3 separate regions of the Mus musculus genome follow, and all the other regions are linked to region 2. The links are chromatin loops, found by intact Hi-C in ENCODE. Cell type or tissue: heart. All regions are shown on one strand. Each heading gives the region's core, and the rest is flanking DNA. Links, peaks and the distances in the headings are about the cores only.

Region 1 (7,616 bases), core at 3,410-5,909, 190 kb after region 2:
GGTACTACACTTTCTCAGCATTTCACAACCAATTCCCCATTACTTGAAAATTCATAGCAATGTGTCTCTAAGTTTTCCTCTGTCTGAGGTGAAATAACCATTATATACTATCGGGAAAATTATCTGAAATATAGAAATAAGCAAAGGAGAACACTGGGAAGTTTTTTTTTTTTTTTCTGAGCAGAAAGGAGCATACCTTTTCATTTTGAGTTATTGTGAAAAGTGCTGGCAGAGGTTAAATTGTACATATTTGTTGAGTTGATCAGATAAGCCCCTTCCCCCCGGTTTATGTTTGTGGTATTGGTGAGCAGTAGCTAGTTTTACATCTAAGTGAAGAATCTATTAAACTGTTCACCTGCATATATTGTTCTCTCTGTGAAGGAATCTTCTTAAGTAAATTTTGAGCTTGTTTTATTATGCTCACTGGTTTCTTTGTATGCTTGTCCAAGAGCTATGATTTTATCATTCTGAAAATCATTCTCTGAAAATATATGGCAGAAAACAAATAGTCTTTTTGAAAGCCAGGAATTTAATTGTCAAATTGTTAATCTAATGCCCTAGAGTTTTAAAATGCTATATTTACTTTTTTTATTTATTCCTGGCAATCACGCAAAAAGAGACTTAGTTGCCTTCTCTGAAGATTGCTATGAGGCTCCCAGGGATTCGGCAAAGACTAAACATCATATGAAAGAAACTGCAAATTTTAAAGTGAAACAAAAATTATGCCATAGAATGGCTGTTTCTGTTTCTAGCTGATTTTTGGGGTATATTTTTAGCCCAATAAGCCTCCACAATAATAGCCTCACACAAACAAACAAAATTAGAAGAATCATTCTTAGAACAATTAACAAACTTTTGTAGACACGGAGACAAGTGCCTTTTTATACAACAGAATTTCTCAGCTTCTCTGTGCAAAACGACTTTGGCGTTATTTTCCTACTCTGAAACCTTGCTGGAATTGATAGATGCTCTTTGAAGGGAACAAAGAGGAGAGTCAGCATTCCCTCCTGAGAGCTGTAGTGTGTCTCCATCATTCCCCTTCTCTGGGTTGGTGTCCTGAAACCACAGATACTTGGAACCAAGTTAGTGAATATTCGGGGCTCTCACCGTTTCCCTTTTACAGTCTTAGAAACTTGCCTGTCCTATACAACAAGTACTCAACGTGGATTCATCAGCACCCAAGAGTGGCAGATTCCAGATTATCTGTGACAACAGCAGGAGCAATTTCTCCTCCCCAGCGAGGCTCTTCGACAGCTGAAATTGTTTACTATTTACATTTGACTTTCTAGAACTTTCTATTGGAGCCTGTGGCAAGATGATTCCAGTCCAATGAGCCAATACCCCAGTCTTTCCTGATTTATTCTTTTTTTTTATTATTATCAAAGGTATACCTGGAGACCTCCTACCTAAGACAATGTTTGACTTTAGGTCAGTGGTTCTCAACCTTCCTACTGCTGTGACCCTTTTATACAGTTCTGCATATTGTGGTGACCTTCCGCCAACCATAAAACACTTTTCATGGCTACTTCATAACTGTAAACTTGCTTCTGTTATGAGTTGTAATGTAAGTATTTGTGTTTTCAGATAGTGGAAGGCAAAGCCTATGAAAGGGTCATTAGACCAGGATGGGATTGTGACAAACAGGTTGAGAAGCACTGCTTTAAATGCTAAATGCTTTCAGTTTCAGAGGCGCACCCACCTAGTAACTGGCACAAGCACCTCCCTGGCGGTTAGGGAAAAGTTGCTTGCTTCAGTCACTACGGTTTCCTTAGTTTCTGTGGAGTATTTACTCTTCAGATGTGAAAAGGAAACACAAGTAGTGTAGAAACTCCTTTAAGCCCGAATTAGAGAGGATATTTTCAGCCATTAAACGGATGTCACTCTGTGATTCAAGCAATCAAGGTGACAGGCAAAATAGAAAGCGATAGCTTGTGTTTTCTTTCCCCAAGTTACACGATTTAAAAATTGTCAGCTAAAGTTTCCAAGGTCACACAGGACACTGATTTTAAAATATTGTGGGGTTCGGCAGTGGAATCTTCCCCTGATGCACAGAGAAATGTGTGTGTAAGGAAGCCTGACTGATTATTAAGCATGAGCTGTGGTCCTGGGTCCCTCAGAGATCCTCAGCACCAAACAGAGCCGTTCATGAGAAAAGACAAACATTCCCATCAGGTGGCACAAGGTAAAAATTCCCCTTGCTGTTGCACATCCCTGTTCTGTGAAACAGAATTCCCAACAAGGATTTAGTGACATATGTCCCCGGAGACAAGGTCAACCCATCTAGCTGGGAACAAGTAAGCCAGGCTTTCCAGTCAATTAACACCAGAGTGCTTTGATTCAGGGATGAAAGCCGAGAAACAATGCAGTTAGGCAAAGGTACTTCCATATTGTATGTGAAGGGGCTCTGGCCAGCAGGGCAAGCATGGCTCTGACAAGCCGTGAGCTTCTCTCCCACTCCTTTGCCTTAAAAACAAAACAAAACAAAACAAAACAAAACAAAACAAAACAAAACAAAGCAGCAGCAGCAACAACAGCAACAACAACAACAACTGTTAAATTACATTTCCAACAGCTAGCCACCAAGGTCTATTTCCTTATTTGGCCATTTCCTTCCTCCTGAAGGACCTCGTGATAGGTCCAGCTATCAAAGTATTAAAAGTCCAGCAATGAAAAGCCCACTTTGGCTCACCTAATTAACATGCCCAATTTAAAAAAAAAAATCTCATTGTAACATGGGTTTCCCCTTGGACCTTTATAAACTGTCATTTTCCTATGGGCCATGTCTGTCTCCTCTCTTCAGAGGCAGTCATTTGTTCCACTCTGGTGCAAATACCCCTCCTCCCTCTCCCTCGTTCCCTTCTGTTTCTCCTTTATCCTCTATCTCCTGCCTTTGCTTCTTATTCTCTGTCCTTTGTCCCTTTGGAGCAAATAAACCTTCCTTGTGCTGAGAACTTGGGTTTTGGGAGGGCCAATACCATTCCTAACAATATGTACAGAAGCCTCTCAACTCTGCTTTTAAAATTAGTGAAAATGTCAATAGCAAGCAAAGGCTAAAAATAAGTGACAGACTGCTCTAGTAATAAAATGAGGAAGACTCCAAGGCCCGCTTCTAACCAAGGAACTGGAAAATATTCCAAAAGCAATTAGTGAACAGTAGGCAGGAAAGGACTTTGTCTCCCAGTCAAGCCAGAGCCTGTGTCCCCGAGTCACAGTGTTGTTCAGTGTGGGATGGAAATTCTGCCTTTCCTGTGGATTTCACGGAGGTTTGAAATCTTATGAACGAATTTCTGGATCATGTGCAGCTTAGAAAGATATAAATGGAGAAAAGCTGAGCTTGATAACAGCTTGATGCTGACAGAGGGAAGGATCCTTTCGTATATATCCCATTAATTATAAAAATTAGACCAACTAGTGAATACATTAGAGAAAGCTTCCTGTCCATTTTGTCTGGTGCCCAGGCAAAAGTGTGACCAGGTTTGCCTTTTGGCGAAGTTGAGGTTGACAAGAGGGCAGAGGAGGCAGTAGGGGCAGGGTCAGAGTGATTGTGTGCAAGGGTTTGATCATCTGACAGACCTGCCTGCCAGTTCCACATTGCTGTTAGCCATGCGGGTCACGCAGCTGAGCTGTTTCATATATTAAACTGCACTGCTTATATCCCTGAAATAGAGAAATAATAGTTCATAACTTACAAGGATAAATGAATTCATAGAATACTAGGACTACCATGAGCACAGTGCCTGCTTAGTGCTCCATAGGCGGTAGATGTTAGAGCTCCATGCTTTCTGCTATCCCCACATCATACAAAAGAAGAGCTCTGATGAAATTAAATCAAACTCTTGTTGGTCTCTTGGTTGTGAGTCTGAAGCGCCTTGTAAATGTTTGCCCTGAGTGATTGCTGGAATCACAAGATAAGATTTGGGGTATGTGGCAAAAGTGTGAGAAGGCAGCCTTAACATTAAATTTGTCCCATTGAGCCCAAATCCTCAAGGTGCTTAGCTTTGCTAGTTCAGCAGTTGGGCTGTTTGCTAAGCAGGTACTTACTTGTCTTTGGAAACAAGGCTTCGTGTTGTCCCAGCTTCCTTTAGCTTTCTATCTTGGTTAAGTCCCACAGCCGTAGTTGCTTTATGAGAGTCAGGAGTCATCTGATAAATCCTGAGCCCTGATGTTTCCAGCAACTGCACTGCTGGGTGGCATAAGAGCTTCCTAAATGTAGCAGGGCTGTTGCCTTTCCCTTGCTGCAGTTGAGGAGGATAAAGTACTACAGTGGATGTAAAGCGCAGAACTCTGGCACTGACCACAGATCAACTTCCTGCCTCTTCTACAAAACAAACAGCAGCAAAGGACCGGAACTCAGGCCAAGCAAATTCTCAAGAATTCATGTCATCCCGTGGCTTGTCTTAACAGATAGTTTAGGAGGGAAAACAGGCCAACATTTGGTCATGGCTATTTATACTTAAAAAGTTATACATACTGCGCTTAAGGGTAAATCGCTTTTCTGATTAAAAAAAAATCACTGTGGTTTTGAGGATGAACAATGCTCAAATCTCAATGAAAAATAATAAGAAATGGGATTTGGGAACCTGTGTTTTATTATAATTAAATTGGAGAAAGCATGAGATTATTATCATAAATGCTACCTTTAGAAGGCTGGAAAAATATAAATCCTAAAAGCAATTTCTAGTTTTCACAATGCTCCTCTCAGCTCCCTTCCTGGGGACAGTGGGAACATTTTGCAGGATCAACACTGTTACTCGATTAGCAGCTGACAGCTCGGCTGCTTCTCGGGCTAGCTGCAGCTTTGAAGGAATTCTTGACCTACTTCTGAATTCTTGTTTTTTTTTTTCCAGAGAGTTCAGTCTTCGGTGATTATCTTAGCCACAGCAGCTACTCACTCCAATAACTGCTCAATGATGAAATGTGTCTGGAGCCAGCCAAACACACTCCAGCCACATGGCTACTTTCACTTTCTAGAACCGCATCAATTAGAGAAAACCGGGACATGATGAGAGTTTTAAAACTTAGGTGATGTGTTTGCGCTTTAATTTGTGTTTGTATTTTTGGGGAAGACCGTCATGCAATTTCCCCATTGTCTCCTCATTAGCATTTCTTCAAATTAGATTTTTTTCTACCAGACTACCAAAATATGACAGCATGTAATTAATCATAAATTAAATGCTTTTTAAAAATTCATGTGTGTATACTTAAGAACAAAATATGTCCATGATTAATAGAGCTATGTGTTAAAATTTAACATCCTTCTCAAGGGCTTAACTCATAATTGGGCTCCCTTTGAAAGCTTTAACTTGAACACATACATATGTAGGAATCTACAAAAGGGAGATTTGGGCTGAAAAAAAAAAAAAAAAGCATAGTACTTACCTGATTCACTATGTTCTGAACACCAATCAGCCTTACCCGAAGATAGCTTCAGAAACACAGAAATTTTTGAAAGTTAAGTTTTATAAGGGATATAGAAAGAGAGAAAGAAAGAAGAGGCTAAGAGCTGCTTAGCCTGTGTTGGACAATGTATTTTGTGTTGCGTCATACTTTAACACAGTGAAAATCCTTTGCTGGTTAGATATTTAGAGTTGATTTAAGTCCCAGCGAGAGGTGATAACCTCTGGAGGACCATGATGGGCAGTAAATGGTGAATCTGACTAGCAATCTCGGCCTATATAACGTCGCAGGTGCATGCTCTCCATGGCTCACGGGGTAGATGAAGAAGCTGATTATTTCGTTCTAGTCTATAAAAGTGTGTTGACGGACCGCTATACTATTAACCTGTTTATATTGTTTTGTGCCTATGGAAACCTGCATTCATTGACCTTACCAAATGTTTACTTACCAAATATTGATTGAGTGCTTACTGTCCGTTGAGGGCTCACATACTCTGCTTGAGTATGCTTGAGAAAGGATTTGCATCCTGACCACTCTGACCAAACAAACTGGTTTCTCCCTTGAATAGTCATAATAAGATGGCATTATTGAGAAGTGAGGAAAATTAAAAGTTGGGTCTACATGTATAAAATTGGTCACTGAGTAGGTACCCCAGACAAGATGCATCTTGTCCCCTGACCTCCTTTTTCTGCTTCCTTGCTACCATGTGTCCCACATTTCTGATACTCTGATGTTATGCCTTACCTCAGGCCAAGACAATAGCTTTAGCTGAGCCCAGATTGGAACCTCTAAGATTATTAGCCCAAATAAATCTTTCTTTCTGTTGCTTTCTTCTGGAATAGGTCTCAATGGAAAGGTCTCACTATTGTCTTCCAGGAACTATTTCATAATAAGGGATTTGGTGAACAGAACAGACATAGATTCTGATCAGATCTTTTAAGTTTTGCTGTGGGTATTCAATAGAACATTATGGTAATGTTTAATTTCTGATTCTAGCATGTCTACTTCGTTTCACAGGATCCCTAAATTTTGGGTGATACATAGCTGTAAAGAATAAAAGACACCCATTTCTACATTCTTAGCAGCTTTACTGACAGAGTGAAGTCTAGTTTAGTGTGGCTGGTTCAAGGAACTTTCTTCCAAATGATGCTATTGAGCTCTTTACTGCCTTCCTTCTCTCTCTCTCTCTCTCTCTCTCTCTCTCTCTTGTATTGCTTGGATTTCAGATATAATGGCCATCACATTGTCTTGGAAAAGGAGGACCAGGATACACTTGAGATAGCACAGCATATATTTGAGTGTCATCTGGCTCACAGATGACAGAAGACTCTCAAATCAGCTTTGGATCCGTCTGTCTACATTGTTTAGAAATAGGGAAGTCAAACTCTTTCCAATGTAGCTAGCTATAGCTAACAGTAAAACTTTAAGATTGAACTTGCAGTTGGTATGCCGTTTGTCTTTGTTCACAGTGCTTTTGTATATTTGTCTCTCACTAGCACTGTTTCACCTCACCCAACCTCTAGACATAGGCACAGTTTTCTCATTAAACATGAGTTTCTGAATCCAGGGGTGATTAAACTGCCTTCTATCAAAGCTATAGTGTGTGCATGTTTTCATGTTTCCTTTGTTGTTGTGGAGTCCATCTTCAGTTCACTAGAGAACATATTTTGATTCAAATACACACACACACACACACACACACACACACACATACACACACCACACACTATGCTCTAAACATTTTACAGTTTGATAAATGTCATAAACATTATCAAATGTAGATTAAAATGAGAACCTAGTGTGTGAGGGCCTATCTCCTATTCTCCTATTTCATAGCTGATTGTCTGAACTATAAGGAAGCCAAATGACTTATTTGCCCAAATCCCCTTAAGCTCTAGTCAACTGTGACTTACACTCATTTCCTCAAAATCATCTTACCAATTGTACATCTAAACCTATAATTATGTAATCAAATTATGTCTTTTATTGCATTAGTCATATTAGAATAGTTACCCTTTAGGGAAAAAAAAGAGATATATTTGAGACTAAAGGAATTTGAATAATCTTCTCTTCCCCCATTTTTAAATTCTTATCAGATAGCACAACAGGAAAGGATGTTTTGTAGCAACAAAGCATGTTTCTCTATGTAGAACTGACTCCTTGAAATTTCTTCCTCATTAGTTATCCAGCCTGGGTTTAAAAGTCCCTAATGTGGAGTC
Region 2 (7,616 bases), core at 3,039-5,538:
CCAACTTAAAATTCGTGAACACTTTCGTTTAGGACATACCTGAGGAAGGAAAGTATTTTAGGTGAGACATTTTCCCTGTGGGTGTCAGGGGTGGGATGAAATGATGCTGGTGAGACCCAGTGCAATGATAGGCTAAGAAAAGTGAAGAAGTGGGTCTGAGGAAGGGAACTGAATCCACCTGAGTAGCCTTAGACCCTGTGGCCACCTGGTCTCTGACTTCTGAGTTGAGTGAAGGTGATGTTCTCTGTGGGCTGAAGCTTCTACATTTATTCTCTCTGCAAACAAGCATCAGGGCTGGGGGCTGCAGCCATTTAATAGAACCTTGTTCTACAATGTGTTCAGTGGGAGACTTAATCAGGCTGGGTGACAGCTTCATCCACTCTGAAGAAAAATGACCCTGAGTCTGTCTCAGACTATGATAATAAGAATATTTAGTAAGTTACCAAGGATAATACTGCTAAACTATGAGCTGAAATTCTGTCATTTTAATTTCTTTGTTGTTTACAACTTGACAAAATTCATCATAATATACTGTCATAGTTACCTTTCTATTGCTGTGAAGAGACACCATGATCAAGCCAACTTCTAGAAGATAGAGTTGATGGGGGTTATAGTCGTAGAGTCTGAGCCCATGGCCATGACGGTGGAGGGCACGGCAGCAGGGAAAGGCACGGTGCTAGAGCAGTAACTGAGAGCCTGTATCTTTACCCACAACTAAGAGGCAGAGAGATAAAGCGAGGCTAGTGGGGGAACAGTGTGGGCTTGTGGAACCCCAAAGCCCACTCCTGAGTGACACAACTCCCCTGTAAAAGGCCATGACTCCCAGCTCCCCAAACAGTTTCACCAAGTGAGAATCAAGCATTCAAGTATATGAACCTATGGGGGCAGGTCTCATTCAAACCACCAGTTTACTCCTTGACACCTAGAGACTTGCAGCCATGTCATAAAGCAAGCAATACAGTTAGTCTAGTTTCAAAACTCTATAGTCTTTCAGTCTCAACAGTTTCACAAAAGTTATAACTCCCTAGAAAACCTAACATGCAATGGCAGAGTTCAAATATATATTATATATATTAATATTAACACTACTATACTATATGTTATATATAACACACACATATATGTATATATGCATGCATACATATATATGTATATACACATACACATATATATGTATATATATATATATGTATATACACACACACATTCCAAAGAGGAGGAGGAATAGGACCATAGGGAGGAACTATTTGGTCCAGCAGGGCTAATACCCAGCAGGGCTAATTCCAAGTCCTTTAGTTCTATATCTGATCTCACAGGGCTTAGCTAGTTCTTCTCTCCCAGCTTTGCTGACTCCAACACACTTCCCTTAGGCTGGTTCCACTCTCTTTTGGAAGTTCTCCTTGGCAGGTAGTCCACAGCTTCAGCATCTGGCACATCTGCAGTCTCCAACACAATCCAGGGTTCACATTCACAACTGTATGCAATGATCTCTCTGAGCCACCACGGAGGGACTCCTCTGCCATATGGCAAGCCTCTGTGGCCTTTCTTAATTTCCTAGAAAGACTTCACAATCCATTTACTTCTGTATCCTTCATGATGCTAAAACCAGAACTGTGTGGCTAATACTACCAGGTTTCTTCAGGTGTTTGGAATGGAACCTGTCCTTTTCTTGAATTCCATTTGTATAAGCTTTGATTTATTATTGCTCTTTAGGAACCAATAATCCCATAGGCCTTTTCTTTTCACAAGTTGCAGGATTATCTGGGCTGAGTCTTCTGTAGACTCCATTCCCTTAATTTGATTTCTCTTTATCTCTTTTTGCACAAACTATTAAGTATTCTGGTATTCTTTTTTCTATCCTAACTCTACATTTTTGCATTTTTTTTTAGCTTTGCTTTCTCTTTTCTTATTATATACCTACAGAAGAGTAGTCACAAATAACCACATAGCAGAGTCAATATCAGGCTGTCTTGCAGTCTCCTTTATCAAGGGAAATAGTTCAAAACTCTTCATTTTAGCCTCAGGTAGATTCTTAGGGGAAGGGCAAAAAGCAGTCACATTCATTGCCAAAATATTATAAGAATTGTCTCTAGCCCAATTGCTAATATTATTCCCCTCTGAAATAATCCAGTATTATTTCAGAGCCACATGGCTCTCAGTACTACTGTCTTCCAAGCTCCTAGTAGGATGGCCCATTAAACCCTGCTTGCAGCATTTAGCTGCTTTTCTAGTCCAAAGTCTGAACAATCTTTCACATTTCTCAAAAAAAAATATATAGTCAGGTCTATCACAACAATAACCTACTGCCTGGTTCCCATTTCTGTCTTAATTACTTTTTTATTGCTATGAAGAAACATGATGACCAAGGTAACATGGAAGAAAGAGCTTATTTTGGTCCTTAGAGTTTCAGAGCGCAAGTGTGTGACTATCATTGCAGGAGGCACAGCACTTGAGCAGTAGTTGAGAGAATACATCTCCATTAGAGAGTAGGAGGGAGGGAGGGAGGAGAGAGAGAGAGAGAGAGAGAGAGAGAGAGAGAGAGAGAGAGAGAGAGAGAGAGAGAACAAACTGTAAATGGAGTAAGCTTTTAAAATCTCAAAGACCACTCCTTAGTAACACATTTCCCTCCAAGAAGCCAAACCCCCTAATCCTTCCCTGTTTGGGAAACTGTTTGTTTCATGAACTTAGGACTAAGCATTTAAATTTATGAGTCTACAGCGGCCATCCTCATTCAGATACCACATATACCAAAATATCCCCTTTAAGCTCTTGCTAATGAATTTATGCAAATGTAATTAAAGAAAAACAACCATTTTCTCAAACATAGCAAAGTATTAAGCATGAACATATAGTTTTGTCTCAGGAAACATACTACACTCATATTCTTTTCTATATTAGTTACCTTTCTATCATTAATTAATGCTATCATTAAATGCCCTGAGAAAATCAAATTAAGAAAGACGGGTTTTGTTTTGCCTTATGATGCTAGAGAGATTGAATTGGTCATGGTGGAGAATGCATGGCAATAAGCTGGCATGGCAGCAGGGGCAGAAAGCTAGCTATTCACATTTCAACTATGAGCAGGAAGCAGAGAGACAGAAAAGGAAGCCCTCCAAGGCTGCGAGCCTTCAAAGTCAGCTCCAAATGACATATGCCCCAGCAATGCATCATATCTAAAGGTCTATAACCTCCCCAAAGAGTGCCACCAACTGGGACCAAGTAATCAAATACATGAGCCTAGTATCTGTGTGGCAGGGGGTGTGGGTGGATGGGTGGGGTGGGGTGGGCAGGTGGGATGGGGTAGGGAATTTCTCATTCAAAGCACACCATGTCTTCTGCTCTCTGATCTCTTTTCAAACTGCATTTGACCTAATGTCATTTATAATGTTAGGAGTGATAGCTGATATGTGCCTCTTATGTGCTGCACATTTTCTATGTTATTGACTGTATGCACACAAAGTTTACCACAGTGAGCTTTGTTATCTCCTGTCCACTGCTGTTGAGATCATTTGAAGATTCAATGGAGGAGTAGAATGAATATCCAAGCCAAGGCTCAGCAAATGTAACAGCCCCTCTGGGGCCATCTCTTCAGAGGCAGCCTTCTCTGAAATGTTGACACTGCATCTCTTTGTGGTCATGGTAAGTGATGGGATTTTAGATAAAGAAATGAAAGAGCAATGACAGCTCTTACGGGGAAAATGTTATTATTAAAAATGATCACTTTTTCCAAGTATAGCAATTTAAGCAGACACTCCTCCAGGCCTGTAGTGTTGAAGATGGCGTTCGGGAACTAGAAATGCTAAGAATTGCATCTGATTTGGACTTTGTAACTGGTGTATATTCAGTACAGTCCTTTGCCCAAACAGATCATACCGACAAGCCTAAAGACAGTTGGCCTGCTGTCAGTCAAATTTGTTCAGAGTGCATGGTCTGGGGGAATTAAACGTTACCCAGCTCTGTGGCTTCAGCATTTCATGTCTCTAACTTCCTAGCATCATCAGCTTTTGGCTGCTAGCTGCATTCTCCTGTGTTGAATCAGAGGGGTCAGAGAAGTCATTTGCTATGTCTCGTTCCAAGTTCCTGCTGTGGTTACTAAGCAGAGGCATAAAAACAGAAAGTCTATGGGGTGGGGAGGAGCTGGCCTCAATGCCCGCACAATGGTGGGTAAGGCTTGTGGAATACTGACAAGAACAGTTGGCTATAGACCTTGTTCCTAGAGACCTGGGATGAGTGTGGTGCTCCTCCATTCTCCTGTTCATCTCCGTGCCAAGGTGCCCTGGGGTGAGTATCCTCTGAGCACCGTGGAACAAACACACTGCGTTCATTCCCCTGTGCCTGCACCATTAGCTAAGGCTCCCAAGATAACGGTCTCCACAAAGTAAAACCAGTTCCTTTCACTTCATAAATGATTTATTAGCCCTTGAAATAGGACTCTCTCTCTCTCTCTCTCTCTCTCTCTCTCTCTCTCTCTCTCTCTCTCTCTCTCTCATGTGTGCGTGTGGAAGTGGTATGTGCAGGGCTAATGGAACAAGGACTGAAGATGTTTTGGGTTGTAGTATATACACATCACACAAGGTGGCAGAGTGTGCACGAAGCGATCCTGCAGAGGAGGCTAAGACTGCATGGTTTGCAGCAAAACCAGGTTCTCCCTCCCACCTCTGTGGCTGCAGCTGCCGCTGCTCCACTCTGGGTGTGCTCAGGCGTTTGTGCTGGAATGGAATATGCCACATATTTAATAACCACCAGCACCCCGATCCTTTGCTTTCCATTCTAAAGCATCGTAAATGATTAGCCCTCGCTGGTTTCTTGAAAATGTGAACCGAGTCTTGATTCCAGTTTATATGTGTTCTCTTTGAAAACACAGGCTTATTCCACACTGGCTTTCTAGTTCAGCTCAAGGACACCATAAAAGCAGGGCCTCAGACGGTTTTGTAACACATGATAATCAAATTTTAACTTTTTATCTTCTCCATATAGGGTGTGCGTGTGAATTTAAATATTTATTAAATATTTGTCAAGCTTATTAACTCTGTTTATTTTTCCCCATAAGGAGACTTAAAGGTCTATGGATTTATTTTTAAATTAAATCGAATGGTTAATACTTAATTCTAATCATTATTAATTCAATTTTTAATGTAGTCATTTTATAGCTGAATTTAATATTTTACCAGACTCGAGCTTGTGAACAAGGCCATTAGCAATAGACTGCATAGGGCTGTCACACCATGTATCAGAAACAGCACAGAATAAATTTATTTGTACTATTAGCCTACTCAGTACAAAGAAAGGAGACATCTCTCAAAGTCACAGGAAAAAGCATTTGATCTCTGGACTGAAAAATGGAAGCTATACATATGCCTCATTTCTCATATAAAATTCACGTCTTAGCTTCAGAAGTTTGAACAGATACAATTTATTTTCCCAGGCACTATATAGAAAATATTAGGATCGACAATGGGAGAGCAAAATGCTTATCCTCCATAAAGTAGGTCAGGCAGTTTACCACGCTGGTCTGTCAGGTAGATGGCTGCTTACAGCTCATCACTGGGGGCCTCTTCCTTCCTTCTTTCACTCGTCTGATCACTGTTTTCCAGGGCCTTTCTGTTCTCCCGACAAGTGTTGTGTCCCTCCCTCCTGTGACTTAAATTATAACTCTTATTTCTAGGCCCTTTTCAGTCACAGCTCTCATTCTTCTCCACCCACCAACACTGCAGTAGCTAACTCCTACCGGCTTAGGGAAAATCGGTTTTTGACATTTTTTTTCCCTAATGCCCCAGGCAATGACAAGCGGTGGATAGCTTGTAGTTGGTCATAGTGTGAGTATTTACACCACATCAGTCAGCCGACACCAGAAAATAGGGCTCTTCCAAGCCACCCTTCTAGCCGGTTTATCTTTGTATAGCAGAGCTGTAGCAGGGATTCAAAATGAAAAACGTACCCCCAGTTGATTTTGCTCTCCCCAAACCTGCTATTTTGTAGTTAATAGCACATTATACGAAGTTATTTAAAAATTCTATTTAATATGCATGCATGCATATAATGTGTTGCGAGCCACGCCTTCCTTTCTAACTCCTCTCCCATTCACCACATTTCTCCTTTATGTACGCTACCTCTGTGTGTTTTCAGTATGATGCTCACTGAGTCAGTTTAGCAAAACAATATGTAGGACACGGCAGTGAAGCTACACAGATCAGCTCACAGTGTTGGTACAGCACATGTAAACACAAGGTCAAGGCAGCTGAAATACTGGAATTGATGAGGGGGTCACAAGGTAAAGGCAAAAGAGCCAGAAGAGATGAGGGGGTGGGTGGGGCTTATGAAGTTCCGCCCCCTGTCTGATAGTTGACAGCTGCTAGCCTAGCAAGGGAGAGTCATTGTTCTTCAGGGATTCTGGCCCTGAGAGGCAACCCACACTCTAGTAAGATGATCTCACAGCCATGCACATGCAGGTAACACTAAATGACTCAGTGAGCATTGATTGCATTGAGAACATCTAGGTTTTGTCCTTAGGACTCCAGAGGGCGATAGTGGGATGGGACAAGAAGGAACTTACTCTTTTCCATTCGTTTCATGTTCCTGAAAGCAGGATAGAGTCAGTGATCAGGGATGGAGATCAGCCTTCTTTCCTAGCTGGAAACTTTCTCTAGCTCTGTTACTCTCTCATAGTGTCCCGCAAAGCCACCACTAGCAACAATGGAGGGCTGTCTTCTAGCTGCATTAACTGTAGTGACTTAGGGAGCTTTTCTGGGAAGAGTCCCTCTCAGGTGTTAGAGCCCAGTCCAAAGAACTTCTGCATTATAAGGTCTGGTCCTTCCTCATGTTTGCCCAGACCAAAATGCATGGCTTCCTACAATTATCAGTTCCATGTTGCCTCAGTCTTCTCTACAAAGAGTCTTCTCTGTCTTCTACTAGCAATGTCATCCCTTTGCTATAATAAAAATCCCATGGATATTTAGTGAAGCCTGCGTTCTTGACCTGCCCCTGAGTGCAGAAAGGGACCGACCCATGTTTCCTCTTCTGTCCATTTGCCAATCTCACTTGTAGCAGCCCAGCGACTTCTTAACATTGATTAAGACCCCCAACTTAGCTATCTTTTATTCCTCTGTCTCTTTCAGACTCGTGATCACTAAGCTCAAAAGGGAGCATTGGTTATCATTCATGTGCAAGTCGATGGGTCAGGAAGCACTCTAGGTAGGTTTGATGTGATGGCTTAAAAATTGCATGGCCTGTCCTTCTGTTTCCCTTGCAATTGAAAATAGTATCTGTTCTATGGCACCCGTCATTTTCTTCATTCTTCTGTGACCAACCTTAGGGAAGTCGTCCTTCCTGAGAATACCATATCCCTCAGGAATATGGTAACAAGCATACATGATTTCTGGCATGCAACTTAAGAAGGTGAATCTATAACCACTTCATGCTGGAACTTTAGAAATATTTCAAATGTATGATTTAAGGCCAGACGGTGAAGAAAACAGCTGTTCTACAAGCATGTGAATAATTGGAGCTTTAAGCCGAGTAAACCTTGCAGGAGGCTGAAGGCATTATCCATTACAGTGGAAGAAGATAAAAGAGCAGAGGAGGAAATGCAGACAATGCCCAACTGGGTTATCCCCAAG
Region 3 (7,616 bases), core at 3,410-5,909, 180 kb after region 2:
AAAGGGTATTTGGAAGGGAAGATCTGCAAGGTTGGCTTGAGATGGGAGCAGAGAGGAACTGAGGGCTGCAGTTGGTGGGCTGCTACAGAGATAGGATGGCATGAGGATTGCATTTGGAGGCTCAGAGGGAGTGATGAAGACTTTCAGTTAGCCTTCTTCCTTCCATGGCTAGAGTGATCTGCTAGTTCCCAGGGGAAAGCATACAATTTCTTAATAAGTTTTCTCTGTTCTTTTTTAAAAACTGTATAATTCCTTGCCTGTGGACATAAAAAATAGGACTTTTGGCATGTTCCCATGAAATTCTGATATCTGCTAGTATCTCCCACCACCAGCATCACCACCCCACAGATCAGCAGAATTCTGCAAATGTAAATGTCACTTGTGTTTCTGCAGATGAAGTGATGAGATGAGAGCTATATCCAAGCTTTACCAGTGCATGGCTTGGGCTAAGTCTAGAGTGTTTGTAGCTAACTATCGCTAGGCATAGGCATAGGTCTGAACATTTCTAACCTTTGATCACCTTGAAGGTTTCAATTCCCAGCATCCATCTGCTAACCTAGGCCTAGAATGTTTCATTCCCATTGAGACACACTGATGAATAGGCTCACCCTTTCTAGTTCTTTCTGAACTCCGACTGGCTGGTTTAACTCAGCTGTTCTGTCTCAAATTCCTCTCCAAACTGGCTGTTTCCATCTGGTTTCTGTAAGCTTCTCAATGAATTGCTCTTATTGCCCTCAAACTAACTCTGGCAATTTGTTCTAATCTTCTGGATCCTTCTCTGGCTCTTTTTGTCTTCATCTGCACAATCTTTCTTTAAAACTCATCTCTCTCTCTCTCTCTCTCTCTCTCTCTCTGTCTCTCTCTGTCTCTCTCTCTCTCTGTCTCTCTCTCTCTCATCACCTCTTTTTCTTGTACTGTTCTTGAGAGAGTTTGGTGTATTCTGTCTCTGACTCATTCTGTTAAATCTTTCTCTGATTCATCATCTTTTTTGTCCCTCAGCTACACATCACTTTCAAACATGGGTGCTTCCTTCTACAAACTAACTTTACTGCCATTGTTTGGGATGAAAGGTATGTACTATGGTCATTTCTGTATACCAGCTAGACCATACAGACTTATAGGTTCTTTGGCCAGAAAGATCCATTGTATAAAATTTCTTAGTGGCAAAACTCTGCTTCTATGGATTGTCTAAGTCGTGACAGTGTACAGGCAGTGGGTCTAAGGCAGATGCTGAGTTCCAGGCAGGAACTGTTGTTCTGTCTATAAAATGGGAACGACAGCTCAGGATATCTCATGAAGTTGCTGTCATGTGAAAGCAGTGGCAACTCTCTTAGGGAAGATAAAATCTTAGGTTACATTCTAAGCTTATCACCTACTGACTGATGCTTGGAAGAAATCAGTCTGCCAGCACCCTGGTAACACGATTTTCCCCTTTCTAGTGCCAGTGGAAAATATATTTATGAAGATTCACTCTGCTTTTTGAGTAGGGTTTTATCCTGTTTGAGTTTCTTTCTTTTCTCTCATCCTTTCTGACTCACTGATATACCAACATATATCAGTGAATAGTTTGGGGCAGTCAGATCCACTCAGGAGCAACTTTCAAAGCATCAGGAATTACACAAGGATTGTACAGAAGTCTTGGGGAAGATAAAAGAGTGAATGTGTCTGGGGATTTCCTTGTAGTACTTTGTGGCATGACTGGACTCTTCAGGGGTATATCTTACAATTTTGGGGGTTATAGGATTAGAGAATCCTATGGGTTTCTAATCTAGTTCATCCTTTTAAGCCTTGTTTTGGATGCTTCTAACACTCTACATTCTGTGCAGTTAGTTTATCTCTACCCTGACAGCTACGATAACACTGGGTAGGAAACAGAAATATTTACATAGCAATGTCCTAGTCTTGAGCTGGCACTGAGTGTTCTGGTTTTAAAACGTGGTCTGCGAACCTCACATTCAGCTTGCAGAATGGATTACAGTTAGACATTTAACCACACAAGGAAATCATGACCAGCGAATGCCCATGTACAGAGTCTAGTATCTTTCTCTGTTTTGCAGCTCTGTGGCCTAGAAAAAAATAGTGTATACAGCAATGTCCTCTAATTTGTTATAGTAACAGTTAATTCCAAAACTCAGTGATTTAGATTAGTAAAGAGTTACTTCTTACTCATGCTGCATGGCTGTTATAGGTTAGCGACAAGCAGCAGAATTCTGCTGGGCTCTGGCAAACATTAAAGAAGCATGATGCACAGTGACCATATCCAGAAACAAAGCATCTGCCTTCCACCTTTGCACAGGGTTCACCAGCTAGTGTGGCCAGAGATCAATTTCAGCATCAAAGGGAGAAGAAATACTTCTGAATTCCCAAGGAGAAAAGCTAGTATTCTCAAAATTAATAAAAATTAACTAATGGTTAATTTTTCTGCCTTAGGATTTTCTTTTAAACGCTGATTTTAACAGAGAATCTTAGTTTTATGTACTATGTCCCCAAAGAGAGGATTCAGTGAATTGCAACTGGACAAATGACTTGTATTAAACTGCTGAAGCTTCCACATCGAAACACCACAGACTGGGGAGCTTAAATGATAACAATTGATTTTATCACAGCTACAAAGGCTGGGAGGTGTGGGGAGAGCAGGGCTGGTTCTGGCAAAGGATTCTCCCACAGCACGGCAGGAAGCTGATGCTCATGACTTTGTGTACACTCTCTGGGATGTTGCCATAATGCCCACTTCCACCATCTACAATCAGCTTTGCCTTGGAAACTGACAAGTCTAAGTTCTCTTTATTTCTTTCTTGGTGTGCACGTGCCTTGGGCTACTTTGATTCACTACTAGGGCTCTCACTATTTCCAGGGTTTTGCTGCCTATAAAGCCAGCTGTCTTTCCCTAGCTCGGTGTTCCGTGTTTCTTCTCTGGCTTGACAATGGTTCAGTCCTTCCCCAAAGCTGAGTCTTGCCTTATCATACCTCAGTGGCTGAATGAAAATCCTTTCCTTTTATCATAGAAAACTCTCTGTTCCCTCTCCCATTTCATGTGCCCTGCAATTTATCGCTGACTCCCTTCCTCGTTTCTCTCTGTTGTCTCGGTGTCACAGAACCCCAGTTAATTTCAGAATTAATTATTTTTGTGGATGGCTGCCATGTTTGTCTTCCGCTGCCCTTTCATCACTCCTTCCCTTTTGTGTCTAGACACAAAAGTCATTTACAGTTATTTATGGGCCCCGATTCTCCTGCTGGACTTCTGTCATTCTCTCCCTATGTCACAGTGTGATGATTTTACACCTCTGTGTGAAGCACATCAGAGCCAATCCAAGGATCTTGGGATGAAACTCAGGGACCAAACTCCTCCGTACGCGTGTGAAGCGCTGTACTCGGGCTCTGTACCAAGTCTCTGAAGCCCCGTATTCTGGCTCTGGCTTTCTGTCTGTTTCCCACACTGTTCTCACCCGCATTTCCTCTGTCTGGCTTTCTCTCTGCAGTGGCTTAGCCAAGCTCCTTCTTCTACCAGCCTTGGTCTTTCCTGCTTTCTCATCTGCAGGATTTTCAGCTGATGGTTGGCTGTATCTTTTTTTTCTCGATGAGACTTTCCTGGGGGAAAGAGGCCAGGGCTCTTGGAGTTTCAGGCTTCTTAATATCATATTTGTGTCTTTTTCAGCACAATAGCAAATAATAACTTGCTTGTAAGTTTCTCTCTCTTATAAGAATGTGCAGTAAGGACAGGAGTCCTGCCTTCAGCACGGCTGAGCTCATCTGCCTCATGCAGTGCCTGACATGATGGCACTATGGTTATATATATTGTCAGTGAATCACAATTTGCTTTCTTATAAATTTTATCTGGAAACCTATTTTGGCCATCTGGCATCGTGCAGAAGACACTCAATGTTCCTTTCATGTGAAAAGGTATTACATATTTAAAGGTATTTGGGGTGTCCATGTGCATTCTTTTCCCCAAGTTTACTGCTCATGGTTCTCTGAGCTATAACACAGTCAGGCAATGTGTGCTTCCAACCTTCACTACCAGTTCACTACATATTTGTAAAGTTACTGCCTACTTCCCTTTGACCTGAGTCCTTCACCTGTTTCACTGTCCTCACTTAAAGATGACCAGCTGTACCACATTTTCTGTATCCATTCCTCTGTTGATGGGCATCTAGGTTCTTTCCAGCTTCTGGCTATTATAAATAAGGCTGCTATGAACGTAGTGGAGCATGTGTCCTTCTTACCAGTTGGGGCATCTTCTATCCAGGGATCCATCCCATAATCAGCATCCAAACGTTGACACCATTGCATACACTAGCAAGATTTTATCGAAAGGACCCAGATGTAGCTGTCTCTTGTGAGACTATGCCGGGGCCTAGCAAACACAGAAGTGGATGCTCACAGTCAGCTAATGGATGGATCACAGGGCTCCCAATGGAGGAGCTAGAGAAAGTACCCAAGGAGCTAAAGGGATCTGCAACCCTATAGGTGGAACAACATTATGAACTAACCAGTACCCCGGAGCTCTTGACTCTAGCTGCATATGTATCAAAAGATGGCCTAGTCGGCCATCACTGGAAAGAGAGGCCCATTGGACACGCAAACTTTATATGCCCCAGTACAGGGGAACGCCAGGGCCGAAAAGGGGGAGTGGGTGGGTAGGGGAGTGGGGGTGGGTGGGTATGGGGGACTTTTGGTATAGCATTGGAAATGTAAATGAGCTAAATACCTAATAAAAAATGAAAAAAAAAAGATGACCAGCTGTATTATATATATATATATATATATATATATATATATTACATAGAAGAAAAAAATGCTCTCTCCTCACTCCTGAGTTTACCTCTAATCACCCCTTTAGGTCTTAATGCAGGGAAGTATTTTTGTTTGTTTGTTTGTTTGTTTGTTTTTTCAGGGAGGTATTTTTGACCTGTTACTGGCCACTAAGATATTATTTAGTTCATAAGCACTAGTGAGTGCAGTTTCTGTACTTTAGAAGGCATGATTTTCATGTGTTCTCTTGAACTATTTCTTCCATCTATGTAGTCTCCTCAACTGCATCCTTAACCTGCTTCTTTTTCTGCCTCTGACTCTGTGTGCATGCTGTTGGGTTAGTGGACTCAGATATACTCATAAGACCAAGAAAACAGTCATTTTATGTTGAGTGAAGACTAGATGGTCCAATGTGAATCTTTCCTGATTCCGCTTGGCTTCACCCTGACCTTTGAGGCAATATGTTCCATGAACAAGAAAAATCAGGTTTTCTTGTTGTTTAGTTCTGACATACAATTTTCCAGTTCCACAGGCAGAGTCTGAGAACCCTTAGCAGACTCTGTTTAACAGAGCATGGTTGGGGTAGTGCTTGCTTTTAGGACTTGCTCTGGGTACCAATGGTCTAACACGTTGCCTGTGTTCAGTGCTGTGTTTATTCAGACCTTCCGCATGGGAAGCACTCCTCAATATATCTGCCTTTAGTTGGATAAGAGTCTCTGCGTTGAAAGAAGCTATTCATTTCAGTATTGATTCATTTTCGTACAAATCCATACTGTATAGATCAAGTCTAATACATTATGCAGCAAACCTTGAGCTATTTGAAATCAATTGGGAAGACTGAATATATCCTTAGAGTACTTTCTGTTATGTTAATGAGGGTTATGCTATCTTCTCTTGACTGATACTGAGAAACTCTAAGGAAAATCTGAGGAAACTCATAGGTAAAAATGTCTATGTACTGTTTGGGTTATTTATTTGAGTCTTCCCAGGATTTCTGGTTCTGTATTCTTGATGGAATGATGCCAGTACGCTCCATTTTACATAAAGAAATTGGTAAATACGTATATGTGCGTGTATTCAAAATATTAACACTTTGCTTGAATACTGGTAATTTGGGGAATTTCAAGTGGGATAATGGTTCTGTTGAATTTTAAATTAATCTGACTGTGCTTGCTAGGCAGTTTTGACTAAAACATTTAAGAAACACGTTATAACTTTGCGTTATTATATTCCTTGTAGACTGAAACTTTCATGGATGATCTTAGAAGAAACAGATAAACACTACCAATTTGTTATTCTTTGTGTTTGTGCATAGATTGCTGGGAAACTGTTCTTTTGACAGCGCACCTTGTTTCATTATTATAGTGACAATATTTAGGGATATATAAAAAGACAGTATATCACATTTTATTGTTAGTTGATTGAGGTTTAGTGAGGATGTCTTCATAACTTATTGCTCTGTTTTGTACTATCCAACTAAACATTTAAAAGAACCCACTATGTGCTGCATTTGGTTTTAGGCACTATATATATGGTTATAACTAGGCCACAGCTCTGTGCCTTTAAGCTATCACATGAAATAATAAAATCGGTATTATTCATGTTATTTGGAAATATTAAGCCTGTGGTTTTAGACATACTGCCATATTGTGATGGTCTAGGGAGAAGGGAATTGGAAATGCAAAGGGTATTGGTTAGGTAGAGCTGCATATTTAGACCAAAGCAATTTCTTTAGATTGGACTGAGGGCATACTTTATTTTTAATGGTAGACCTGTTGGTGAACAGATGAGCCTACTTAGGTATTCATAGATGCATTTTGCAGTTTAAATATTTGTGTTGACCAGTGGCAGTGTTCACAATATGACATAGTAAACAGAGATGTACCAGTGCACTTCCATTGGGTTGATAAAAGGAGATACATGGATTAAAAATTTAAAATATTTTCAGGCTCAGGCTATGTTGTTCCTTCTCATATGATATAATAATTTAAGTCACAGTCATGAGCAATTGCTAGCAAAGTTAAAACTTAGCGATCACTGGAACATTAAAAGTATATACAAGAATATAAGCACAAATGTGCTTTTTATTCTGTACAAAAATGCATGCCCTCTGGTCTGAAGTAAATGGCTCTCATGGCATACTTACAGCAGCGGAAGTGGTAGGAAGCAAACTCTGAAACAGTGTGCATATTACAATCTTATTTTAGTTAAAATATATAACACATAATTGTGTGAATAAATGATGAATTATAAAATCGAGGAAGATCTTTAATTTCACTCTATATAAAACTGACTAGAAATATGTAATTTTCACCACCCCGATCCCCCTGTGCTGCTCCTGTGTTTGTGTCTTTCTCTGTATGTGTCTGTGTATTTGTGTGTATATGTGTGTGTCATGTAGTGAATCTTCGTGGGAATCTGTACACCAAACCAAGTTTAATTAGGTAGTAGGATTTTTGTAACTTACATCTTATACATTATTATATTTATTGAATTTGGAATTATAAAGTACTGATTCTCAATATAATAAAAATTAGTCATCTATATCTTGTATTTATATATTCAACTTCCATAGTAGATTGATAATATGGGTTTTTTTTTCATTTTATGTTACCGAACTTTTACCTGCATTGATGTGTAGAACAATTTCCTAGGCTATCTATACCCTTTGCTCATGGTTTTATATAGGCATGTGCTAGGGCATTGCAAGATAAGGATGCATCAATGAGTACAACAGAAAATCTCTAGATTTTCAAATAAGGTTGGATACTACAATTGACTGCTTTCATTTGCCCCATGTAAACATGTCCATTTGGTACCTTAGAACATATTTTATTCAGAAGCTATAGTAAGTGGTGGTGATA

Evidence for each region. A loop is a pair of places that touch in the nucleus more often than their neighbours do. Peaks named below come from ENCODE experiments on the same cell type or tissue, not always from the same donor. Only the 100,000 strongest peaks of a DNase experiment are listed, where the experiment ranks them.
Region 1: a loop joins it to region 2, with 2.0 times the contacts of the local background. A loop is called at or near these places in 2 of 42 quality-filtered maps.
Region 3: a loop joins it to region 2, with 4 times the contacts of the local background. A loop is called at or near these places in 2 of 42 quality-filtered maps.

Annotation. Positions count from the first base shown.
Region 1 is chr4:31,452,319-31,459,934 of GRCm38, reverse strand. No RefSeq gene overlaps it. Among named protein-coding and RNA genes, the nearest start is that of Gm42315, 56 kb to the left of the region's middle. In heart, for the core only: no CTCF peak of the experiment used is centred there; no DNase peak of the experiment used is centred there; H3K27ac peaks cover 1,418 bases.
Region 2 is chr4:31,639,369-31,646,984 of GRCm38, reverse strand. No RefSeq gene overlaps it. Among named protein-coding and RNA genes, the nearest start is that of Gm42315, 130 kb to the right of the region's middle. In heart, for the core only: a CTCF peak has its summit at 4,592 (motif pointing right); DNase peaks (open chromatin) are centred at 4,054 and 4,584; H3K27ac peaks cover 507 bases.
Region 3 is chr4:31,464,277-31,471,892 of GRCm38, reverse strand. No RefSeq gene overlaps it. Among named protein-coding and RNA genes, the nearest start is that of Gm42315, 44 kb to the left of the region's middle. In heart, for the core only: no CTCF peak of the experiment used is centred there; no DNase peak of the experiment used is centred there; H3K27ac peaks cover 92 bases.